Linked DNA regions of Homo sapiens: region 1 is linked to region 2. A link is a loop called in an ENCODE intact Hi-C map of the cell type or tissue named here. Cell type or tissue: ascending aorta. All regions are shown on one strand. Links, peaks and the distances in the headings refer to the core of each region. The heading gives the core; the rest is flanking DNA.

What was found. Peaks named below come from ENCODE experiments on the same cell type or tissue, not always from the same donor. Only the 100,000 strongest peaks of a DNase experiment are listed, where the experiment ranks them.
Region 1: it touches region 2 in a loop (5-fold over the local background); 5 of 110 quality-filtered maps call a loop at or near these places.

Annotation. Positions count from the first base shown.
Region 1 is chr2:40,347,791-40,350,711 of GRCh38, reverse strand. The region is part of intron 2 of SLC8A1 (solute carrier family 8 member A1); the gene reads left to right. Among named protein-coding and RNA genes, the nearest start is that of SLC8A1, 100 kb to the left of the region's middle. In ascending aorta, for the core only: no CTCF peak of the experiment used is centred there; no DNase peak of the experiment used is centred there.
Region 2 is chr2:40,279,710-40,282,630 of GRCh38, reverse strand. All of the region lies in intron 2 of SLC8A1 (solute carrier family 8 member A1), which reads left to right. Among named protein-coding and RNA genes, the nearest start is that of SLC8A1, 170 kb to the left of the region's middle. In ascending aorta, for the core only: no CTCF peak of the experiment used is centred there; a DNase peak (open chromatin) is centred at 1,150; H3K4me3 peaks cover 789 bases; H3K27ac peaks cover 1,714 bases.

The sequences.
Region 1 (2,921 bases), core at 177-2,676, 68 kb before region 2:
TAGCTTTTACAATAAAAGATATACTTATATAAGGCTAATGTTAAGACAAATTTACACATAGAGTAATAATTCAGCCATACATGGAAATGCCTTTTTTTTTTTTTTTTTTTTTTTTTTTTTTTTTGCTTGTCTGGGTGCGTGAGAAGTAATGCTTGCTTGGGGCTATTTTAAATGCACAAAAAATTATTTGTAATTTGATAAATGCCATTTGATAAATGACATTTTTTTAGGGGGACAGAGTTTAACTCTGTCACCCAGGCTGGACCGCAGTGGCACGATCACAGTTCATTGCAGCGTCAACCTTCTGTGCTCAAGTGATCCTCCCACCTCAGCCTCCTGAGTAGCTGGGACTACAGGCCTACACCAACACAGTCAGCTAATATTTAAATTTTTGTAGAGACAGAGTCTCCATTTGCTGCCCAGGTTGGTCTTGAACTCCTGGGCTCAAGCTATCCTTCCCACTCAACCTCCCAAAGTGCTGGGATTGTAGGCATGAGCCACCATACCCAGCTGATAAATGGCGTCGTTGATAGTTTTAAGAGAATTCTGAGTTGTTTAGATCAAATGGATTTTAAAACATCATATAAATATGACATGCAACACATAAACACAAACATCCAAGTAAGGAAAACAACAAAAAATTAATAAAAGGGTGGCTAAGCTGTGAGTTTAGGAAAATGCATAGTCTACAGCAAAGCTCAGAAATTCTAATCTCTGATTTTTAGTCATCTCTGGAAATGAATACTTTCCATTAATTTGGAGCTCCATTTTAATATTAATATTACTGCTTATATTCCCCTCTTAGGGAAATAGAAACAATGTTATATTTATGGATAAATACCATATTTCTTTTTTTGTCTTTCTTCAAGCTTTTTTGATTTGTGAATTAATCTTAAGTTTTTCAGAATTATGTATAATTCTAATATTAAAAGGATGATATTTTTTCTAAATTGGTTTAGTTTTCACATCCTTTTTAAGGCTGGCACTTTTGCAGATAGTACCATCTTAAGTAGGCCACAGCTTTGATTCTTGATAAATACCTCACTTACTGAACACTTCTTACATGCCAGGCACTGTGCTAAATGCTTTTCAGCTATTAGCTCCTTCCAGCCTCACAATAACCCTGTGAGGTAGATACTCTTATTAACCCCATTTCACAGAGAAAACAGCTGAGGTGCAGAGAGGAACTTACCCAAGGTCATTTAGCTGCTATGAGGAAGGAGCAGGATTCATATTTGTGTCTCTCTGACTTCACTGGTAACTAGAAAGTCTTTTATTCTGCTTCCCTTTAACCTCAGAAGTATTTTTTTGAAATAACATTTTCCACAGAAATCCTTAAATCATTCCTTTTCCTTGCCTCTTTCTCTTCCTGCCCACTCTGTCTTTTCTCAATGACCATGATTCAAAGTGTCGACTGTAACCAATGAGCAGGGCACCATGCTGATGAGACTACAAATTTGATTAAGACATGTCTTCGGTTTTTTTCAGACTTGACATATTTGATGGAAAAACAGGCTTATACCACATTTGTGATGTGCTCAAATTGTGTCTGTTTTCATAAACTCTTAATTTTCCTTCATTTAGATGAAGGATTCTTTCCCTGTTAGCCCCTGAAGAATGAGAATGGGCATGAAGGAGTCTAGGAAGCCCTTGAAGCTGTGTGCACAATTTTGTGCTTATGTGTATTTTGTGGGAGAAGAAGAGCCACATTCCTCAGATTCTCAAAAAAGCCCATGGCACCACGAAATTAAGAAATCATTTATTAGTGGGAAGATTCATTTATTCTGAGTCATTTTTCTCTTCATTAGGTCAAAGTGTAACAACAACATGAAGGCCCATTCCTGACAGATGAAAGCATAAGAGGACTGTGATGCATGTGTTACGACTGTGGGGAGACTGACCCACTTCTTTCCTCCAGACTGAATACCGCTTCCCTCTGTCTTTCTGGTGAAACCACCAAGAGTCATTAAGGGCAAGACATGGCACTCTTCATGTCCTCACTCTTTCTGGTCACGTTTCAGCACTAGCTGCCCTGAGACCCCGGAGTGCAGAGGTTCTGCAAGACCCATCCCCGTACTTCTGAGAACACAGCCAACCCTGGCTCAGCCTAAATCTCTAATAAACGTGACCACTAGGGATGGAACATATGCTGATAAAATGCATTATATTTGTGTCATATGTTTCTTGCGCAGATTTATCTTTTTCTTGAAGTTATACATTTTAAAAACCAGAGTTCAGAAAAAAAGCTTTTTTATTAGATGTATGGGTTTGGCATTTAAAATGTCTGAAACGGTAGATAGGTTCTTTGATGGGATAGGAGATCTGATCTTCTCTTTTTGGAGTCACTGTGATCTTCCCTAACAATTCTCAAGACCAGCAAAATATAAAGCTGGAAGGAGCCTATGCAGTTAGCTAAGCCAACCCCTCATTTTGAGAGGAGGCGGTTATGTCTTCAGAGCAATTAAATGACTTGCCCTGTGGATTCCAGCTGGTGGGAACTGCAGTTTGAACTCAGATTTCTTCATGTACAGTTCAATCTTCTCTCTGCACACCACGTTGTCTTCCTGTCACCACGCCGTCTTCCAGCCCTTGAAAACATTTCAGCCCATGTAAAAATTAAGAAGGAAACACACTTCAGCTTCTCTATGACTCCCAAATTACTGACCTCCTTCCTTCAGTAAATAAAGAAGCACTGGAGCAAATACAGCTGATTTTTTAAAACCTGAGAATATGCTTTTAAAATTCTAATTTAAATTGCTTATAATTTCAAGTGGGCCATCTTAGACAGAAAAGAATGTGTAGACCGTAAGCCATTGTTTTATTTTATCTCCTTATCTTTGTTATTAATTATATGGTTGATTTCAAGATGAAAATGTATGGACTTTGAAATTAGAGAAATCTTGCTTTAAATTCAGGATTAA
Region 2 (2,921 bases), core at 134-2,633:
GCAAAGGAGCGTGCAAAAATGAAACTGATGCATCTCACTTAGCATTGCAGTTAACGGAAAGGAAATCTCTTGAGAGCAAGGTCTATTTTTTATTTTTAATCTTGGGTAATAATAAAGTTGGCAGTCTGTATATGCCTGAGTGCGTAAACAAATGTACATAGGCAAACTTTCAAACTAGACATCCTTTGTATCAGTAAGATGGATGCTCAATGTCTTGGGTAATACAGAGATACAGAAGAGACAGTCTTTACCCTTGCTGAGTGTGAAAAGATCCTTCGTTTAGTAACTGTAACAACCATTCTTTTTATTGTGTTTTGTGTCTGGGGTGAGCAAGCTGAATTCTGGATTTTATTCCAGATCAGAAATTACTCCTTATTACTAATCCAGTCTTAAGGATTTACAGAATGTTTTTCTTTCAGATTTAGTTAAATTTCCCAGCATGCCTCTGAATGAGGTAAGAAACATACATGTCCTAGAAGAAAAAAAAAGTCAGAAAAAGTGGCATTTTACTGTATTTCATTATTTTGTTATTAGAAGGAGAGGACACAATTTGATACACCAGCATCAGTCATTAAAGGTACGCTCTTGTGTGGGGGAGCTGTGCTGAAGGGATAGAAGCCAGTAGCTAATCCACTGTTATACTTTTCTAGAAGAATAAACAGACTCCTGTGAACTACCAACTTTGAGTATTAGATTAGGATAAATCCAGGAGGGCTTTATTCCACCCAAAATTCAAGTGAAGACAGAGTCTTCAAAAAGCCCCAGGATGAAGAATCACTTCCTGAGAATCAGGGAACATTTACCTTTATTAACCATCATTAGCTGATTCCGGCTTACAGAAATTCCCCTGAGAATGGGTGTTGAAGTAATCACTGCTCTCTGCTCTACTTCCTTAAAAAGAAATCAGTTTTAAATGATGGGTCTTCACTCTTTCCAGACATTCCCAGCTCCACAGACTTAACAGCTTTTCTTTGTAAGTTGCCTGAAGGGAGCAGGGCTTGAAATCAAACTCATTCTCCATTAGACTTGCCAAGGCCCCAGGCAGTGCTGGGGAAAGGTAGCTCCCTTTGCAGCATAACTTTCACGAGTGCAAGTTGGGACTCAAGTCCTGAGACAGCTCACAAGCCCTGGCTGATTTAACTTGCCACTTTGTAGCTATTCTTGGCACATAGCCTGCATAGAGTTGGCCTATGAGACTTTTCTCTGTTTATAGCACCTTTCAACTCAGGCACTGAGAATGCTGACCAACAGTGTTGCTTTTTTTGTTCTTATTGCCCTTTCCAGAAACTATGTAAAATGGAAAACAGTTCCCATTTCTCTCATTCCAGCTGTGCCATCTGAGAGCACATTTCTCAGAGCACCCCCCCAACCCTTTTTTTTTAAATACATGACCACAAAAATGTCTCAGGAATGAAATTCTTTGAAAAGCTAAGACTTTCTTCTGCCCCATCCCTGGTAAACTCCGTTTGTTAATAAGTGCTACCATGGGTGCTTTGGTGAAGTATGTTTCACAGGTGACTCTTGTGAAATCTTACTGTCATTCATTGGCTCATTCCATCAAAACTAAGCAGGCAAGTTATAAGTGCAAGACAAATGGGAGGTACAAAGATGTATCAGCCTGCTTCTAGTAGGCTACAGTCCACCAGGAAAGATAAGCAATAAAAATTCATTCTATTCATGCTAACAGAAGTACAGACAACGTGCTGAGTTACTGTATAAAGAGATTGATTAATTCTATTTGAGAGAACTGAAGTCATGTTTTACCCACCTCTGCTTTTGCACAAAACATTCTTCCTGCCTAGAGCACCTTTGCCTGGCTATTGTTACAGGGTCTTCAAAGACTCCATTCAGATGTCACCTCTTCTTAGGAGCCTTTCTTGAAACTTTTGGTCTGGATTCATTGTCTCTTTTTACTTCATTTCTGTATTTATATCTGTGACATCATATATTAATTATTGATGTGTGACCTCTTTGCTGAAGTGTAAGACCCCAGAAGGCAGGGATTCAATCTTTTATTTCAGCATTCCCAGTGCCTGAATGTCACTCTGCTTTCAAAGAAAATGATTAATAAATGAATTAGTTAATTTAGCATGATGGTATTGCAATTTGTGTGCTTATCAGAGTTTTATGATTGAAGGCAAATGTGATATTTGTATATTTTGACCACCAGTGTTTTACATCAAGAAAGAATAGTTATCCAAAAATGGAATAGATATTTCCATGTACTCATGTGAAAAATTATCTGTGGGGCTTTTCAGAAAATGGGTTTTTGTTACTTTTCCATTAGGACAGATGTTTTATCCTGTGACAGAATGGTAAAATTAAATTTCAGGACTTTTAAGGAAGAGAAAACAACCTTTTTTTTTTTTTTTTTTTTTTAGTGTTTATTTCCTCAGGTTTTATCATTAGATTCTTTTATAATGGCAGACATTCATATTTTAGAGTCATATTTTAGTCAGGTTTACACTATCAATATTCATGTCTGTTTTTGCAATCCAGAGATAATCTTTAAAAGCAGAAATCTATCTAAAAGGCTAGGGTTTAAAGTTCTTTTCATTTTCACTAACTCCTTAATATGGTATTCAGTGTACTCCATAGCTTGCAATTTACAAATGCTGTATCTACATGGTCTGCCAATACAGATGCAATTGTATATTAATCAGAATTTTTAAAATCAGAATGGAAAAGAGGCAGGGAACAATTTTTAAAAGTTTAATAGATAAAGAAACAAAGAAAATGTAGGAGAGCTGAAGACTAAATAACAAATGCATACAATAGGAGATTGGTGAGCTACAGATTTTTAGTGAACTGTGCATGTTGGGGGCACGTGAGAGCTCACCTCCCCTCAAAAAAACAGAATGTACCAACTTTTCACCCTAGTAACAGATTTTACTTTGCATGCCAGTGTACTTTACAAGGCT